Linked DNA regions of Homo sapiens: all the other regions are linked to region 1. Evidence: chromatin contacts called from ENCODE Hi-C or POLR2A ChIA-PET data. All regions are on one chromosome and are shown on one strand. Each heading gives the region's core, a stretch centred on a gene start or an enhancer-like site at or near the end of the contact. The rest is flanking DNA. Distances are from core to core; before and after follow the strand shown.

Region 1 (4,242 bases), core at 462-2,961:
AGGTACACACAGGAAAGAAAGCTGGTGGTGTTATTTACATATGAGGCAAAGTTGACAATAGCAAGCATTATTAGAAATAAAGAGGAACATTTCACAATTGGAAATATTCAAAAGAGCTGGAATACATTTGTCTTATTTAAGGCATAGAGAGAAGACTCGCATGGCTGTAGACAAAACTGATTGGAGGATGACCAGGTACTAGGCTGTATCTGTAATCTAGGTGAGAGAGCATGGCTCAGGGGTAATATACGTGGGAATGGCTTGGATTTGGTTTATATATTGGAGCTAGATCTTTGATGAGATTGAGTGAAGGCTGCAGTGGGAAAGGGTAAGCAAGAATGACTCCTAGACACCGCTCAGCAATAAAAAGCACTTAAAATATTTATCAATATATAGATGAATTCCAACATAATTATGCTCAATGAACAGCCCCCACTTCCCTAAAGATTACGTGCGATACAATTCCATTTATATAAAACACCAAGAAAAACAGGTTGGGCACAGTGGCTCACATCTGCAATCCCAACACTTTGGGAGGCTGAGGCAGAGGGTCAATTGAAGCTAGGAGTTCCAGAGCAGGCTGGGCAACACAGAGAGACCCCATATGTTTAAAAAAAAACAAAAAGCTAGACATGGCGGTCCTCACCTGCAGTCTCAGCTACTCGGGAGGCTGAAGCAGTTGGATTGCTTAAGGGCAGGAGTTTGAGGCTACAGTGGGTCCCGATCGTGTCACTGCACTCCCGCCTGGGTGACAGAGCAAGCGAGACCCAGTCTGTATAAAAAGATATTTAAAAACTCCAGGAAATTCAAACTATAGTGACAAAAAGCAGATGGGTGGGAGGGGGAGGAGGGAAGGAGGGAGAGAGGAAAGGGTTACAGAGAGACGGGAGGAACATCTTCACTGTTGATTGTGATGATGGTTTCACAGTGTATACATGTGTCAAGATGTATCAAACTGCACACTTTAATTTGCGCCACTGCACTCCAGCCCAGGTGACAGAGTAAGGTCGCTTTCCCCGGGCTCGGCCGGCCTCTCCACCCGGCGCTCGGGTGCTGCGCTGCCTGTTCCTGTTGCCACTTCGTGTAAGTTAGCGCAGGCAACAACACACAAGACCAGCACACGTGAAATGGTCCATTTTAATGCACTGCCCCCAGGGAAAGGAACATTACCGGCTTCTGGCCATGTCGTCTTCCCAGTCCCAGATGGCGGTTCCGGGTTTGGGCTCCGAGGCCCTTCGCAGCACTAGGGCGGCGCGAGTAGGGCCGCCCTCCGAGCCATGCTGCGGTCCGAGGTGACGCGCGCACGCGAGTTCGCGGACACGCACGAGACGCCCGGGCCACGGAGGCGCGGGGCTGGCCCAGGGTCCCCGCCAGGCCGAGCTCTAGGGCTGCCGGCCCGGCCCGGTGACCCCCGCGCTCCCCTCCGTCCGCTAAGGCCCCGCGGCGCCGCGCATGCGCCCCGCCGCCGCCCCCGCCCCCACCGCGCCCGCGCCCGCGCCCAACGCCCCCACCGCGGCCCGCGGGCCATGGAACCTGCCAAGGCCGGCGCGGTTCGAGCGCTCCGGTGCGCGCGTTCAGGCGCCTTTCCCCCGTGAGCCCGGCGGCGCTCGGACCGGGCCGCCCGCCGCCGGGCAGCTCCGCCCGCCTCTAGCGCCGGCTGGGCGCGCCCCCGCCCCGGTGCCCGCGCGTGCGCGCCCCCGCCGCCGCGTGTGAGTGTGAGTGTGAGTGTGAGTGGGTGTGGGTGCGAGCCGGGCCGCCGACGATGCCGCGGGGCCGCCCCCCGAAGCCCAGGGAGAGCAAGGCGCGCGGCGACTCCGGTAAGGCCCGCGGCCGCGCCCTCGCGCCCCGCCGGCGGCCGGTGCGGGGCCCGCGCCCTGCCAGTCCCCGGATGCGGCGCGGGGGGCGCCGGGAGCGGCGGGGCGGGGGCGGGGGCCGCGCAGACCCGGGCCGCCGCCGCCGCCGACTGGCCGGGCGGGCCGCAGCGCGGGCGGAATGATACGGGCGAGTCGCCGCCCGGCCCCTCCGCGCGCTGGGCCTACTTTCCTGGGCCGGGCGGCGGCTGAGGCGGGAGGCGGGAGGCGGGTGAGGGAGCAGGCGGCCGCCTCCTGCGCGCGCCCTGCCCCCGCTGGCCCTGCCGCGGCCCGCGCTGAACTTGAGGGAAAGTGGCCGCCCCGTGTTCCGTCCCGGGGCCGGAGGGCCGCGGGGCGCGCTGGGGAGGCGGCCTGGCCAGAGCCCGGGCCTGCGGATACCGCGCCCCGGGCTCCTCCCGGACGGCGCCCCCGCCCGACCCTGCGCGGCGCCGGCTGCCCCGGGGACGTTGGGCTCGGCCCACAGGGAGGCCGTGGAGCGCGGGGTCGTGCACACAGTAGGCGCCAGCGTTGTCCGGGAAGCGCAGGGTCGTGCACACAGTGTGCTCCAGTGTTATCTGGGGCGCGCTGTGGGGCGTGCATACAGTAGGCGCCATTGTGATCCGGGAACTTGAACCCTGAGCCTCTGCAGACGCTGTGGGTAGTGCATACAGTAGGCGCCATTGTGATCCGGGGGGCTGGAACCCTGGGCATCTGGAGAGCGCTGTGGGTCGTGCAAACAGTAGGCACCATTGTGATCCGGGTAGCTTGAACCTGGAGCTTCTGGAGAGCGCTGTGGGTCGTGCATACAGTAGGCATCAGTGTTATGTGGGGAGCGCTAGATCGTGCACACAGTAGGCGTCAGGAAGTGTTTTCCCCAGTAATTTATTCTCCATGGTACTTTGCTAAAGTCATGAAATAACTCAGATTTTGTTTTCCAAGGAAGGAGAAAGGCCCAGAATTTAAGAGCAGGCAGACACACAACCGGGCACCCCCAGACCCTGGCCCTTCCAGCAGTCAGGAATTGACTTGCCTTCCAAAGCCCCAGCCCGGAGCTTGAGGAACGGACTTTCCTGCGCAGGGGGATCGGGGCGCACTCGCCGGTGCCGCGGTTCCCAGGTCGAGGGCAGTGGGGTAGGGGGCGCCGCGCTTTTTCTCGCGGGCGCCGTGGTTCCCGTGCGGCCTTGGACGCGAGTCTCCCCCTGCAGGCCTGGTCCCTGGTCCTGGTCACCCGTGCAACTGGAGCGGCGCTCCGCGTTTGGAAAGGGTTTTGAAGGGGGTTCTAAGGGGGAGTGGGCGCCTAGGACTCCCTATGGGAGTCGGTGGGTTATACCTTGACTGCCGTTGATTTTTATTTAACTGTTTAGCTTAGTGACTCAAGTGTTCCCCTTTTCTTGGGGATGAGTAAACTGAGGCTCATTAAAGAGCTTGTGACCAAACAACACAGGTGCCCCAGAGAAAGGTCGGGCCTGGAAACTACAAAGGATTGTGTTAATTTTGTGTTTAGGAAGAAAGAGGTAATGGGTAGGAATCAATGTAAACTTATTCATAGGCCACACCAAACCAGGAATTCTTGTCGTGATTGCACTTGGTAGAGTTAACACACGTGCACATTACGGAAACGTTGGTGACCAACAGGCGTTTCAGCGAGCTTTCGCACACCTCATGGGCCTTTGTGGGCTGCTGGAGAGATGTTGGCTGCACCATGACCCAGGTATGCAGATTTGTAGTTGGATAACAGCAGTGCTCAGAATTTTGATTAATGGTTGATGGTGTCTGGCCTTTAAGGAAGTCTTTGTTGCCTCTCCCGCTTTTGAGTTTTGGCCTTGACCTTATTTCGTTAGTTTAATTGTTTTGTTAGTATGCCATCTGCCAAAAATAATGTAAGGTGCAGTGTCTCAGTTACTTGGAAGAAGGCTTAGGATAGAGAAAGAATGTAAAATTTCCACGGCCACAGGCGGGGCACCCATTCCCCCAGTATCCCCATCTCACCGATGGTATCCCTGTCCACCTGGTGTTTCACCCTCAGGCCTCAAGAATTATTCTATTTCTTTTATCCCCCAACACACTTCCTAATTTAGTGTTGCAGCTTCTACCTCGGGAATGTATTTCCAGTGGGCCCTCCTCTTTCCATCTCCAGAGATACCCTCTGACCCAGCCTCCCTCTCCGGGCTGGAGAGCTGCAGGAGCCCCCTTCCTGGGCCCTGCTAGTCCTGGGCTCCTGTAAATAAATCTGTCACTTGTCAGCGTGGATGAACTTGTTAAATGTAAATCAGATGGCTACACCCTGATTAAAAGCGTGCATTGGCTTCCTCATCCCTTTAACAGAAACCCATTCCTCCAGGATCCTGTTGATCGGGCCTTGTCTGACTCTTCTCTCTTTCCTTGCTCTGGC
Region 2 (4,242 bases), core at 812-3,311, 2.9 Mb after region 1:
GGTCTGTAAATGTTGCCCATGCTGAGTAGTCTGTCCTTACAGTGTGAACCAGGGGTTCATGGGAATTCTTCACCATCCAGTAGTCTGTAAATGTTGCCCATGCTGAGTAGTGTGTCCTTACAGTGTGAACCAGGGGTTCATGGGAATTCTTCACCATCCAGTGGTCTGTAAATGTTGCCCATGCTTTAGTTTTGTTACCTGGTTGCTCTGTTTTTATGGGATTGTGAGAAACTGAAAAACTGTGACTGCTGGAGCCATTTTCCCACAATCCCCATTTTTTAAAAATCCCATAAAGGCTCTCTCGTGAGCACCGCACGTTTTCCCTTGTAGTCACGAGGGTAGGGGCTGGAGAAAGCAGCAGAGATAGTCAAAAACCCACAGCTACAAAAAATGCACTCCTAAGAGCAAGTAATGGCGAGGGCTAAAAGGCACTGTGCCCCTTCTGGGCCATTCTAATTACCACATTTAAATGGTTTTGAGAAAAGAGAATTTTTATCTGAGGAACGCGAGTTCTTTTAATTATCAGGCCGAGAGAGACATTCAAATGAGGCGACAATCGCGCCCTACTACCCCTTGACCTGTGTTCACCTCTTTAAACTGCTACTGGTGGCAACAGCGCCACAAACAGCTATAAATTAACCTAATGACGCCACAATGGACACTATACCCACACTCAATAGCTGAACAACATATAGTCAGTCACTAATCAATGTTATTTCTGTAAACCAGTGAGAATTCCTCACAAACAAGTTCCTATTAGTCCACTCCCTGGCCCCCTTTTTTGCCTTTAAAATCCACTGTTAACTGCTAATCGGAGTACACATTCAGGGCGCCTTGAATTTGTGCTCAAGTGTGGCCCAAATAAACTCTCTACTTAGAGAAACTGTGTCTCCGCTCGTTTTCAGGCCGACAGTTTCCAAAATGTTAGTATTCAGCCTAACATGAGAAAAGTCACCATATAAAAGTGAGGGGGGAAAAGCAAATACAGGATAATCTCAATTGTATATAAAATTTATATACGTAAGGACAAAGATACATAGTAAAAAAAAAATTCTGGCAGGTATTAAGGCTGAAAAAATTAAAACAGTCCAGAGCGGTCTGGCTCAGGCCAGCCTGGGCCTGCCGAGTAGCTGGGACCTCAGCCACCGCGCCTGGCTAAGTATTAATGAATCTGTTTTAGAGATAGGGTCTTGCTACGTTGCGCAGGCTGGTCTCCAACTCCCAGGCTCAGGTGATCCGCCCGCCACAGCCTCCCGAAGTGCTGAGCCTCCCAAAGTGCTGAGACTACAGGCCTGGCCGCCCGCCCGCCAGCTTAATTCACGTAAATTCCAGACAAACGTAGAAAGTGGCTCCTTTAGTAAGCCACTTGCGGCTGCTGCTCATCAGGGTTCGCCTGGGGCCACTGAGACCACGCGCCGGTGCCCGCCCTCCCGCTGCGGTCCGATTTTCTGAACCAACCAGGCGCTTCCGGGCGCCTTGCCCCAGACGGGCCCACCGCCTGCGCGGGCCGAGGGCGGCGCACCTGCCCCTGCGCTTCCGCATCGAAGGTGAGGTCGGAGGAAGAGAAGACCGCAACCCCCAAGCTCCCGCGGCGTGGGGTCCGGGGGGGGACACGAGGCGGGGCCACCAGGACGCCGACAGCCTCACGTCTCTGGGCCCGCGGCGCGCAAGGCATGCCGGGACCCGTAGTCCCGCGACGTTGCGACTCACAGTGCGCGATGGGAGTGGAGGAGAGCGGCTCGCGGTGCATGCCGGAACTCGTAGTCTCGGGATGCTGGGTCTCAGCGCGTGATGGGGTAATGGCACGCAGGCCTGCGTTGAACGCTGGGACTCGTAGTCCCGCCATGCTCTGTCCGCGGTGCACGCCGGGATACGTAGTTCCGAGCGCGCCAAGACCGTCACTGGGACTGGGCGACAGCGGCCCGCGTTGCATGCCGCTGCTCCACGGTGCCGGCGCTCCGAGGAAAAGTAGGTAGGGCTCAGGAACGCAGTTCTTCACGGCCGGCACGCAGGGTTGGTCCCAGGACGGAGCCGGCTCCGGCCCCGCGCGGCGCTCGTATTTACACGCGCACGTACGCACGTACGCGGCGCCCTTGCGTGACGTCACGCGCCCTCCAGGAAGTCGGCGCGGGCTAGGCGACGGGTGGAAGCCGGTACCGAGAGGAACTACAGCGTCGCCGCCTGGGTTGTGTCGCCGCGGTAGGCGCTGCGCTCTGAGCGCAGCGCAGGCCCCGTACCGACCGCCCGCCCGCCCTCTGTCCGCGATGGAGGTGCCGGCCGCGGGTCGCGTTCCTGCCGAGGGCGCCCCGACGGCGGCTGTGGCCGAGGTGCGCTGCCCGGGGCCCGCGCCGCTGCGCCTGCTGGAGTGGAGGGTGGCGGCGGGCGCGGCCGTGCGCATCGGCTCGGTGCTGGCCGTGTTCGAGGCCGCCGCCTCCGCGCAGTCCTCCGGGGCCTCTCAGTCCCGTGTAGCCTCCGGGGGCTGCGTGCGCCCCGCGCGGCCGGAACGCAGGCTGAGGTCGGAGCGCGCGGGCGTGGTGCGGGAGCTGTGCGCGCAGCCGGGCCAGGTGGTCGCCCCAGGGTGAGTGTGCTGAGCCGGGCGGGGCCGAGGGCGGGCGGCTCCGGGGAGGGATCCTGGAGGACCCCCGGGCTGCTGCGTCCGCGGTGGGCAGGGGCGCCCCTGGTGAGGGAGCGATAAAGCGGGACGCAGGCACTGCGCTTCTCCCCTAAAACTGGATAGTCACCACCTGTGGTTTTACCAACGGGGAGCATTTTGAGATAAAAGGAAAGGGTCCTGCGTAGCGACACGAAGTTACTGTTTGGAAAAGCTATGTTTGTTTCTTTCTTTCTGCAGTGATAGTCCCCGCCCCTTCCTTTAGCTCCACCTTTGTGACTTAGGAAAACTCATGGGTGGCTGTGAGCACAAGAGTCATCAGGCAGGCTCCAGACCTGTTATTGAAATATAAACTGTTGGGTGTGTGCACATCTTTAAATTTTTGTAAACTTTGTGAAACGCAGTTGTAAAACCTGGTGCAGTTCTGTTTCGTGGCTAAGGAACGGGCGGAACCCAGGCCTGCAGCGAAGGCAGTAGCCCCGTGGTTGACCACAGTGGGCATTGTCGCAGGCTGCTTCAGGGTGACGTGGGCGTTGTGACAGACTCCACAGCTCTCAGTAGCTGTGCTCTGACCCCAGAAGGGGATATGTTTCCGTAGCACCGAAGTGTCCAGCCATGTTTGAATCTACCCTTGTGTTCTGGGATGGGCGGGCAAGTGGACACGCGTGTGCGCCTGGCTCTGGTAGTTTTGATTGTGAGAACAGAAACTCCAGGGAGAGGTGGACACTCCAGCCCGCAGTGGGCCGGGCGTGAGCTCCCTCTGGGAAAGGTGCCGCTCCTTCTGGGGATGCCACTCTCTTCCCTCCTCGGCAGCCGCGGCTCCTCGTCCCTTTGGCTTGCCCTGACCCTGTGTTTGTTGAGGATCTTCTCTGCATCTGGTTCCGCAAGAGTGAGGACTGGGACAGGAGTCTTCCCGTCACAGCCCCAGAACGTCCTGGCTCCGCTTCCTTTGGAGACAGAGCCTGGGTCCTTGACCCTCGGCACGGGCACTCACTCCTGCCCCCTGCGTGCTGGTGGGTGGGGCTGGGAGGTTCAGGGCCTTGCCTCCCAGAAAATGCCTTCACGGCTTCCTCAGTGGGCACTGGCCGTACCTGGGAGGATTGTGGAGGCAGATCCCAATGCTGGTGTATTCCCTGGACAGAAAACCCCAGGATGGAAGATCCCTACTGAGGTTTCATTCTGTTCCTCTGATTGTACAGAAAGGGCTGCTTTGGCCTAGACAGGTGAGTAACTTGGTTATGTGGCAAGTTAGTATTGAAATTCCATGTTCAGTCAGTCTAGTGAATAAAACCAACCCAGTGCATCAGTCAGTCAGCCAGCCAGGTCATGAGCTTGATGACGGGTTCCCAGCAGTCAGTAGTGTTTACAGGGAGGTGCTGTTTGAGATCTTGGGGTACCTCACAGGGCCCTTTGAGACACTGATGTGATATCATTTCTCCTCAGATGGAGCGTCTGTGTGGCACCAGGTGTCCCTCTGGTTCCAGGAGGCTCATCTCTCTGCCTCCAGTCCATGGGCGGCAGGTAAATCCTTGCCTTAGAGAAAGCCACAGACGGTGCTGCCTGGAATTTGAGGTGGCTTCTTCCCCGTTTCTGTGTACTCCTGTGGGTTTGTGTACATGGGTTTTATGAGC
Region 3 (4,242 bases), core at 1,114-3,613, 2.2 Mb after region 1:
TGTCACTTTCAGGTGTTGAGTGAGGGTAAGGAGATGCTGTTGTCACTGTCAGGTGTTGAGTGAGGGTGAGGAGATGGTGTCACTGTCAGTTGTTGAGTGAGGGTAAGGAGACAGGAGACGGTGTTGTCACTGTCAGTAGTTGAGTGAGGGTCAGGAGATGGTGTTGTCACTGTCAGTTGTTGAGTGAGGGTACACTGTCAGTTGTTGACTGAGGCTGAGGAGATGCTGTTGTCACTCTCAGGTGTTGAGTGAGGGTGAGGAGATGGTGTTGTCACTATCAGTAGTTGACTGACAGTGAGGAGATGCTGTTGTCACTGTTGGAAGTTGAGTGAGGGTGAGGAGAAGGTGTTATCACTGTCAGGTGTTGAGTGAGAGAGAGGAGATGGTCTGTCACTGTCAGATGTTGAGTGAGGGTCAGGAGATGATGGTGTTACTGTCAGTAGTTGAGTGAGGGTCAGGAGATGGTGTTGTTGCTGTCAGTTATTGAGTGAGGGTGAGAAGACGGTGTTGTCCCTGTCAGTAGTTGAGGGTCAGGAGAAGGTGTTGTCATTGTCAGTTGTTGAGTGAGGGTGAAGAAATGTTGTTGTCACTTTCAGTTGCTGAGTGAGGGTCAGAAGATGTTGTCACTGTCAGGTGTTGACTGAGGGTCAGATGGTGTTGTCACTGTCAGTAGTTGAGTGAGGGTGAGAAGATGCTGTTGTCACTGTCAGTAGTTGAGTGAGGGTGAGGAGACGGCGTTATCACTGTCAGGTACTGAGTGAGGGTGAGGAGATGGTGTTACAGTGCCAGTGCTGTGAGAATGAGATGGTGTTATCAATATCAGTTGTTGAATGTGGGTGAGAGATGGTGTGAACAGTGTCAGCGGCTGAGAGTGAGGTAGAGAAATAATGGGTGAGGCCATTGTCAATTAGGAGGCCATTGGCGTCTTTTGAAAGTAGTTAGTGTCTGTGGAGTGGCATGTATTCAGGTTACATGAAAAGCAGCTGAGAAGCAAACTGGCAATCAGAGTGGCAGCAACAAATTAAGAATATTCATATTCATAAAGACCATTTTTTATAATGAAAAAGTAATACATGCAGATGGGGGAAGATCACCTGAACCTTGAGAGGTGGAAGATGTAGTGAGCCGTGATCAAAACATTACACTCCAGCCTGGGTAACAGAGACCCCATCTCCAAAAAACAGAAAAGAAAAGCATTTATAAGTTCATGTTGAACAGTGTTTCAAACACATAGACAAAATTTATATGTCATGAAAATGGAATATCAGAAAAACATTGTTTAAAAAAACACAAAGTGAGTAAACCATTAATACGTGAGGTGAGCGGTGCATCAGCTTGCCGGCTTCCAGCTGCAGCGGGTGATGGAGGTGGAAGGGAGCTGTCCTCGGGACAGGAAATGAAACAAACCCAACCAAAGCCGTGTATTCGTTTATTCAATATCGTTTTGCTTTCTTGTGTAGACTGAGGGTGTAAACCTCGTTTCTGACAGTCGCCTATAGGACTTTTCAGCAGGCTGTGGGCCTAGAGGTGGGGGATGTGGAATCAAGCTAAAGACCCAGAACCAGAGAAAGAAGGAAGCAGCAGTGAGGAAGCAGGACAAGAACATCTCGGAAATTCAGCCCGGCGCGGTGGGCGCGCCTGCAGTCGCGGCGCTTTGGGGGCCCGGGCCACGTAGCACGACCCTGCCTGTGAACGCACAGACACCAGCGGTTCCAAGGGCGCGGGCAGGAAGCGGGCACCGAAGGCAGGCTGGAGAAGCGCGGGGCGGAAGCAAGAAGCCGCGCGGCGAGGAGGGCGCGTGGGGCCCCACACAGCCATGGGGCGCGCGTACTACTGGCAGCGCAGGCTCTGGACCGCTAAGGAGGCCGCGCGCGCCCACGCGTGTCCCCGGCAGAGCTTCCAGGAGACGGCTGCGAGGCCCTTCCACCCGCGGACCAGAGCGCGCCGGGTCGAACCACGACCCACGTGCAGGCCCTCGCGCGCTACCGGAAGGCCAGCCTGTGGCGCACGCGCGCCCCGCCCCGCCGATCGGTGACGTCATCGGGCCCGTCACGAGGCGGGGGCGGGGCCTCGGAACGCGACGCCCCCCGTCCCAGCTTTAGCCACTCGTGACGTCATTGCCCGGACTCCACTGCCTCCTGCGCCGCGCTTTTGCCACCCTGGGCACGTCATCGTGCGCCGACGCCAAACGAGGGCGGGGCCTAGGGACGCCACACCTTCCGCGCCGCCGCTCGTTACGTCATCGGACCTCGCCGCTTGGCGGAGGCGGGGAAGGCCCGCAGGCGGCGCCTCAGCCGGGGTTGGCGCTGAGGGGAGAGGGCGGGGAAAAGGTGGCGAATTGAGGGGAAAGTGGGAGGGGCGGGAAAGGGGCGGTCGGAACATGGCGGACCAGATCCCGCTTTACCCGGTGCGTAGCGCAGCGGCGGCCGCAGCCAACCGCAAACGCGCGGCCTACTACAGCGCCGCGGGGCCCAGGCCGGGAGCCGACCGGCACAGCAGGTAACCGAGGCGGCACTGGCCCCGTTCCCCGCCGACGCTCCCCGGGGCCCCCAGCCCACCGCAGGAACCCGGAGCCGGGCGGGTCTGGGGTCGCTACCGGCGCGCCCCATCTGTTCGCTGGGAGCCGGGAGTCCTTGGCGTTCTGAGCGCGCCGCAGCTGTGGCGTCCGCCGGTGGTGAGGGCCGCGGGCAGCTGCCGGGGCGAGCGGCTGCATCCCCGGGACGCCTGGGCCGAGCGTAGGAGCCAGAACGGGAGCAGAGAACCGCGGTCCAGTGTTGAGGGGTGGCTGCTCTCCTAAAGTAAACGGGGATCAAAAGTGCTAACTTCTCGGATACTTCAGAGTCTCCGAAACTTGTTCTTGTAGCCCTGTGAATTGTGAAGGTGACGGATGTAACTTTTAATTGCTTTGTTAAAAACACACTTCTTATTGAAATGACTTCTCTTCGACATTTCGATATCTTTGCTAGGCACACTTTTTGTTTAAACATATATATACAAAGTGCTTTTTGTCGACAAGTAATTTTGCTTTTACGAAAGGGAAATGGGGTATTGAGAACGGTTAACTTGTTTAGTGGGGTCACAGGTTAGCAGTAGAATTAGTGTACAGACCTTTCATACTCGAGATTGCATTTAGCTCATATTTAACATTTCTCATTCAAAGAAAAGAAAATTTTAAAAAGTGTTGCTTCTTATAGTTTTTGAAGTTTTATTCCAGAGGAATTGTCGAAAACATAATTTCACTCAATATGTAGTTGCTTCAGAATTTGAGTTTTTGAATAATTTTTGTTTTCGGCCATTTGAGAGACTAACATATAGCTCAAAGTACATACTGGAATGTTATAACGCTGATTTGAGTGTTTACCCACTAGCGATTTACTCTCGGGTAACTTATTTAAACTCAAGCCATGGTTTCCTCATCTGTAAAATGCTGGATAATATTTTTTCTTACGGGATTATTGGAGATTACAGTAGAACATGTGTAAGGTGCCCTTTTTTCAGTGCTTGGTTGGAAGTGGGTTCTGGTGTTACCTATAACAGTAATTGTGTTAGTAAATCTGTTTAATTTTAGGAGTTCTTTAGTTGGAAATGTGCCACCTGTTTCAAAATAGGTTTCCATCACAGATTGAATCCATTTTTGCCTCATGTACTTTGAAGCACTGTCATGTGGTGCACGCACATTCAAGATTTTTTGTCATCTCGGTGGATTGTTCCTTTCATTGTTAATGTTCCTCTGTCTCTGGTAATTTTCTTTGCTCTAAAATCTTTATTAGATATTGATGTCGCCATTTATGCTTTTTTTTGGATTAATGTTTGCATGGTATTAGCTTTCAACTTACCTATGTTGAATTTGAAGTGAGTTTCTTGTTGGATCTTATATTTTTTATCAACTATGCCATTCTCTTTTGATTGGCATATTTACACCATTTACATTTACGATAATTACTGATATGTTAGAATATAAGTGTGCCATTTATTATCTGTGTTCTGTTTCTTCTGATTCTCATTCTGATTCCTGTTTCTTTTTTTTTTTTTTTTTGCCACTTTTTGGGTTACTTGGACACTTTTTTGGTATCCCTATAGTGTGTTTGAGATTAGGTGTTGGTATAGTTTTTACAGTGCTTGCTCTGGGTATTACAATATACAAATGTGACTTATCACCATGGTGTATTGCTGTATTTCACCACTTCCAGTCAAGTGTGGAAACCCTTCTTTCACTTAGGTCCTCACTTTAAGTATCATGTC
Region 4 (4,242 bases), core at 883-3,382, 2.2 Mb before region 1:
TAAACTTAGATTTTACTTCACTGCTCAGGGGAGGAACATAAGTGTTAACTAAACCCCCAAGGTAAGAAAGGTAGCAAGATAAATCACCCAAAGATCACAGAATGCCCAATCCATATACAGAATTGTGCTATTGTTATTGTCAAGAAATTTATCACCTTGTCATACAACACCAACACTGTTGAAATAGCTATTAAAACACTGTAGGAAGTGCTAAATTTTCACATAAATTTTAAATTTCAAGTGAACTCTTTGAAGGCAGAACCCAGTTTTATCTTTTATATAACAGGCACCCAATAAATGTTGGTTAATGGAATACAAATAACATTTGCAGCTGGTCACTTGTGAGGAAATTGTTTCCCACATTTTTCTCTAGAATTTTTAATTAACTATTACTATTAAACTGAGTCTACATGATGGAAAAGCTTGACTCTGGAGTTTTAGGTTGAGTTCCACTTTTACTAGCTGTGTGATCTTGGAACAGTTTATTAGTCTTCTAAATTACTGTTCCTTACTGTGGATAAGAGAATTCATGTGGATTACAATCAGAATTAAACCAGATAATGTCTACAAAAAGTTTTCTATGAACTATTTAAAAAGGTAAGGAATTATCACTCGAATGTATTCTGATTTAAACTGAATTGTGTTCGAATTGGCCTTGAGTGACGATTTGGCCTAGAAAGCCTATCTTCAGAACATCACACACACACAAAAATCCAATTACTTACAATGATTTTTTTGAGACGGAATCTCGCTCTGTCGCCCAGGCTGGAGTGCAGTGGCGCAATCTCGGCTCACTGCAGCCTCCGCCACTGGGTTCAAGCTATTCTCCCGCCTCAGCCTCCAAGTAGCTGGAATTACAGGCTCGCACCACCATGCCTGGCTAATTTCAAATTTTTAGTAGAGACGCGGTTTCCCCAGGCTGGTCTCAAAATCCTAGCCTCAAGCAATCCACCGACTCGGCCTCCCAAAGTATTGGGATTACAGGCGTAAGCCACCCCGCCTGGCCAGTGATCTTCCTAAACAGAAATCTGATCACATAACTTCCCATTACAGAGTCTAACCCTAACCCTGTGCCTACAACATAGTCAAACCTCTTTAGCAAGGCAGATGACCTCAAGCAGGATTTCACTGCCTCTTTGTCACAGCACTTAACAAGCTGTGATGTATTTATTTTTATTCGTCTACACAGGTCTTCCCTACTAGATTCTGAGTTTCAGAAGAAAGGCCTCTAACTCGAGGTTCATGAATGGACCTGCACAAGGGGGCGGACGGGCTGAAGTCCTGCCTTTTTTTTTTTCCAAAAAACCCGTATGCTGTGCCGTTAACGTTCATAAAAAAGTCCTTGTCGAACGTTTTAAACAGCCAAGGTGTTTCAGCTTTAATAAAAGCTGAAAATTTGGCAATACCAAACAGGTCACCAAGCCACAGTCCGCTTCTTGGCCTCCTCTTTGGTATCAGAGTTCGGCTAGCGGCTTCCTGTGGCCTCTTAAACAAGGACCTCATTTTGGGAGCCATTCGAGAGATTTTTTCTCATCATCTAAAGTAGCATTCTCGCCTTGCACAGCTGAAAGTCATTTCTCGAAATCGGAGCGCCAGAAGCGACAGGAGCCACTCCAGGCCCGGGGGAAGCGAGCAAAGGGGCAGCGGGCTGCGTTTGCCAACGTAGGCCTCTCGGGTCCCGCGCCGTTCTGGGCCTTCTCCGTGTTTCCGGCGCCGCCCTCGGGGTCCCTTACAGAGGGCGGGAGGCGGGTGGAGAGACGGGGCAGGAAGCAGGCGGGATCGGCCTGGGAAGAACCCGTTCTGGGACCCTCTAGAAATCCCAGACAGCCCTCCCGGGCTGACAGCGCCTGCCTTGGAGCCCGACGCGCTCATCGAATTTAGATTGACTCCTTCGGCTCTCCGTTTTCCTTCTCTAAGGGAAGGGTGGGACTTCCTATTTTATCTCTTAGCGGCTTCCGGCAAGAGCTGATGTGTTAAAAACAAGACAGCACATGGGCCTGCCGGCCACTCGGATAAAAAACAAGGAACTCGACCTGGATTGTACTAAACCAGTTCCAAGATTCTGTTTTTCGGCTGTGGCGTCCGGCGCTGCATCCACTACGGAGTCGCCTTGGAAGCCACCGGAAGTCCTTCGACGGAGAAACAGGATGTCCCGCCTCTTCCTCCCAAAGGGAAGACGGTGAGCCGGAGGAGTCAGTCAGAGGGGCGAGCAGGAGCGATTCCGTCGCCAAACAGGTAAGTTATTCTCTGGCCGGGGCGGGGGGTTTGGAGGCGGGGACCGTCCAGCGTCAGCGCGGGGCCTGGGGGCGGTGGCTTGAGGGCTCGAAGCCGGGCGGCTGGGCGCCCAGAGCCCCGTCTGGGCCCTTCGCTCTTTCTCCTCCCCCCTCCCCCCGCCTCCGCCCCTCCCTGTCGCCTTCCTTCCCGACACCCGCCCAGACTCACGCCCGGACACACACCCTCGCTCGTTCGCTCACGCTGCCTCGCCGCCCTCCTCCCCCAGGCCCCAGCTGCCGCCCTGCCCTCTCACCCGCTCGCTCCGCAGGCCGGTCCCGCGGGCAGCCTCGCTCCGCGCCCTTGCGCGAGCGGAGCTCTTGTGGACACCTCGGGGCTGCGGACCTAGCGTGGCCTCGGTTTCCCCTGCCGGGTTCGCCTGTCCGCGCAGAAACAGTCCCCCGTTCCTTCGGGACGCACCCCTGCACCGAAATCGGGCCGTTCTCGCGTGCCCGGGTTGCTCTCAAGTGGAAAACAGATGCTCCCCTAGCTGCACAGCTGCAAGCTTTAGCGTCTGGTTTCCAGCAGGGGCTCCCTGGACCGCCCGCCCACTCTCGTGTCACCCCCAGGTGCCCTGGCTGCGCCGCTGCTACTCGCGCCTTCTTCCGTTAAGCGACGCTGGTGTGGGCGGGCGGAGGGCACACAAGTGCGGTGGCCGAAAGCACCGCGGTGGCAGCGAAGGGTCCTAGCCATTCCCGACTTCAGCTCGCTTTGCGCCACTGCGGGGAGACCCGCGGCTGCCTGACACCGCTGCGGGCAGCAGTGGGTTTCTCAGTAGATGCTCACCTCTTTCCAGCCAGCTAGCACGCCCTGGGTGCTTGGCCTCCTTCTGGAGTTTAAGCTGGTGGAGGCGGGGTGCAGTGGCCGCTGACCTCTGTCGGTTGCGCTGGGTTTTGAGTAGCCATTTATTTCATTGGGGAGTTTTGGAATAGGACATCCCACATCCGTGGACACACATGTAGAATACTTTTATAAGTAATTACAGTCTTAATAGTGATTTGAGTTACAGCTTTGCAGTCTATGCCTGGTGACATCCTAGTCGTAGTATGTATCTGTTTTGTGGTGAAGTGCTGGTCCATTTAGAACACTGTAGACAGGGGCCCTAACATATACTCATCAGAACCTTATTAAGAAGAGCTTATATGTCATTTGGCATACTCACTGTGCTTCATTTAGTACAGCAATCTTGTGTAGTAGGAATTATTCCCTTTTTACAAACTGAGACTCACTTTGCTATATACAAAATTACTGCTACTGGTACAAGGTAAAGCTTTCTTCTTGCGTGACATGTAAGGCAGGTGTGATAATTGCTCACAACACAGTTGCTACTGGTGCATTTTTTTTTAAACTTTATTTCGGAATAAATTAAGATTTACAGAAAAGTTGCAAACAATAGGACAGTTCCATTGGTACCTTTTAAGCAGAGCAAAGTGGCTCCACTTCAAAAACACTGGTTCTTGCTTTATGCCAAACACCCTTCTAGGTGTTGGAAATAGTAATATACTTCCCTAGAGGATTTTGAGATCTGGTTGAATAGACACATAAATAAATATATATAATACCTTTTTCTGCTTACTAAAATAGAGATGTGGGAGCACAGTGGAAGTTACGGCTGATTGATGGTGGGGAGTGGTGAAAGCTTCTTGCAGGATATGTGATTTGAGATAGGTCTCAAGGACTAGTGGGTATTCACCTGGTTGAAGGGACATTTTCCCCAACATTCATTCCGATTAGGTTTGTTTTATTAGAGTAGAACTCGCTAATCTTAATAAAATATACTCTCCTAGTTTGATTCTTCTCTTTCTCATCTCCTTTAAGAAGGTGGTTTGTATCCCAGATAGTGAGAAGAAGCCTAGTTTCTAAATCTATGAATAGGCGAATAAATTAAGCTGTATGTTTCTAATTGATAGTTGTGACTCTTTCGACTGTAGTTGAGATTGGTTTTTTAGGAATGCACTGTGGTCCTCCACT

Evidence for each region. Hi-C counts contacts between places; a loop is a spot of excess contacts on that map. ChIA-PET counts read pairs that join two places held with the same protein, here RNA polymerase II (POLR2A). Pooled maps may share reads with other maps.
Region 2: a loop to region 1 is called in a map with no recorded cell type, with 28 times the contacts of the local background. The contact joins the promoter of CTDP1-DT here to the promoter of ZNF236 in region 1. A Hi-C loop is called at or near these places in 1 of 168 maps with a recorded cell type or tissue (ovary), 3 of 37 single-sample maps with no recorded cell type and 9 of 50 pooled maps.
Region 3: a loop to region 1 is called in a map of naive thymus-derived CD4-positive, alpha-beta T cell, with 21 times the contacts of the local background. The contact joins the promoter of ATP9B here to the promoter of ZNF236 in region 1. A Hi-C loop is called at or near these places in 1 of 168 maps with a recorded cell type or tissue (naive thymus-derived CD4-positive, alpha-beta T cell), 4 of 37 single-sample maps with no recorded cell type and 16 of 50 pooled maps. POLR2A ChIA-PET finds 5 or more read pairs at or near these places in 1 of 52 experiments (OCI-LY7).
Region 4: a map of CD8-positive, alpha-beta T cell shows a loop between it and region 1 (15-fold over the local background). The contact joins the promoter of ZNF407-AS1 here to the promoter of ZNF236 in region 1. A Hi-C loop is called at or near these places in 8 of 168 maps with a recorded cell type or tissue (CD8-positive, alpha-beta T cell, ascending aorta, chondrocyte and 3 more), 7 of 37 single-sample maps with no recorded cell type and 24 of 50 pooled maps.

The regions. Positions count from the first base shown.
Region 1 is chr18:76,820,846-76,825,087 of GRCh38, forward strand. It overlaps ZNF236 (zinc finger protein 236), which reads left to right and starts at 1,712. Exons shown (of 31, transcript NM_001306089.2): 1 at 1,712-1,817. The coding sequence starts at 1,763. ZNF236-DT (ZNF236 divergent transcript) reads right to left here and starts at 1,450. Exons shown (of 3, transcript NR_040024.1): 1 at 1,171-1,450. RefSeq lists enhancers at 994-1,073, 1,114-1,223 and silencers at 1,294-1,483, 1,604-2,343.
Region 2 is chr18:79,677,684-79,681,925 of GRCh38, forward strand. CTDP1-DT (CTDP1 divergent transcript) reads right to left here and starts at 2,062. Exons shown (of 5, transcript NR_136643.1): 1 at 1,711-2,062. CTDP1 (CTD phosphatase subunit 1) reads left to right here and starts at 2,120. Exons shown (of 13, transcript NM_004715.5): 1 at 2,120-2,578. The coding sequence starts at 2,265. RefSeq lists enhancers at 1,245-1,752, 1,753-2,261, 3,877-4,242.
Region 3 is chr18:79,067,031-79,071,272 of GRCh38, forward strand. ATP9B (ATPase phospholipid transporting 9B (putative)) reads left to right here and starts at 2,364. Exons shown (of 30, transcript NM_198531.5): 1 at 2,364-2,499. The coding sequence starts at 2,381.
Region 4 is chr18:74,595,703-74,599,944 of GRCh38, forward strand. It overlaps ZNF407-AS1 (ZNF407 antisense RNA 1), which reads right to left and starts at 2,133. Exons shown (of 2, transcript NR_024484.1): 1 at 726-2,133. It overlaps ZNF407 (zinc finger protein 407), which reads left to right and starts at 2,168. Exons shown (of 9, transcript NM_017757.3): 1 at 2,168-2,235. RefSeq lists enhancers at 1,944-2,153, 2,944-3,163 and a silencer at 2,254-2,553.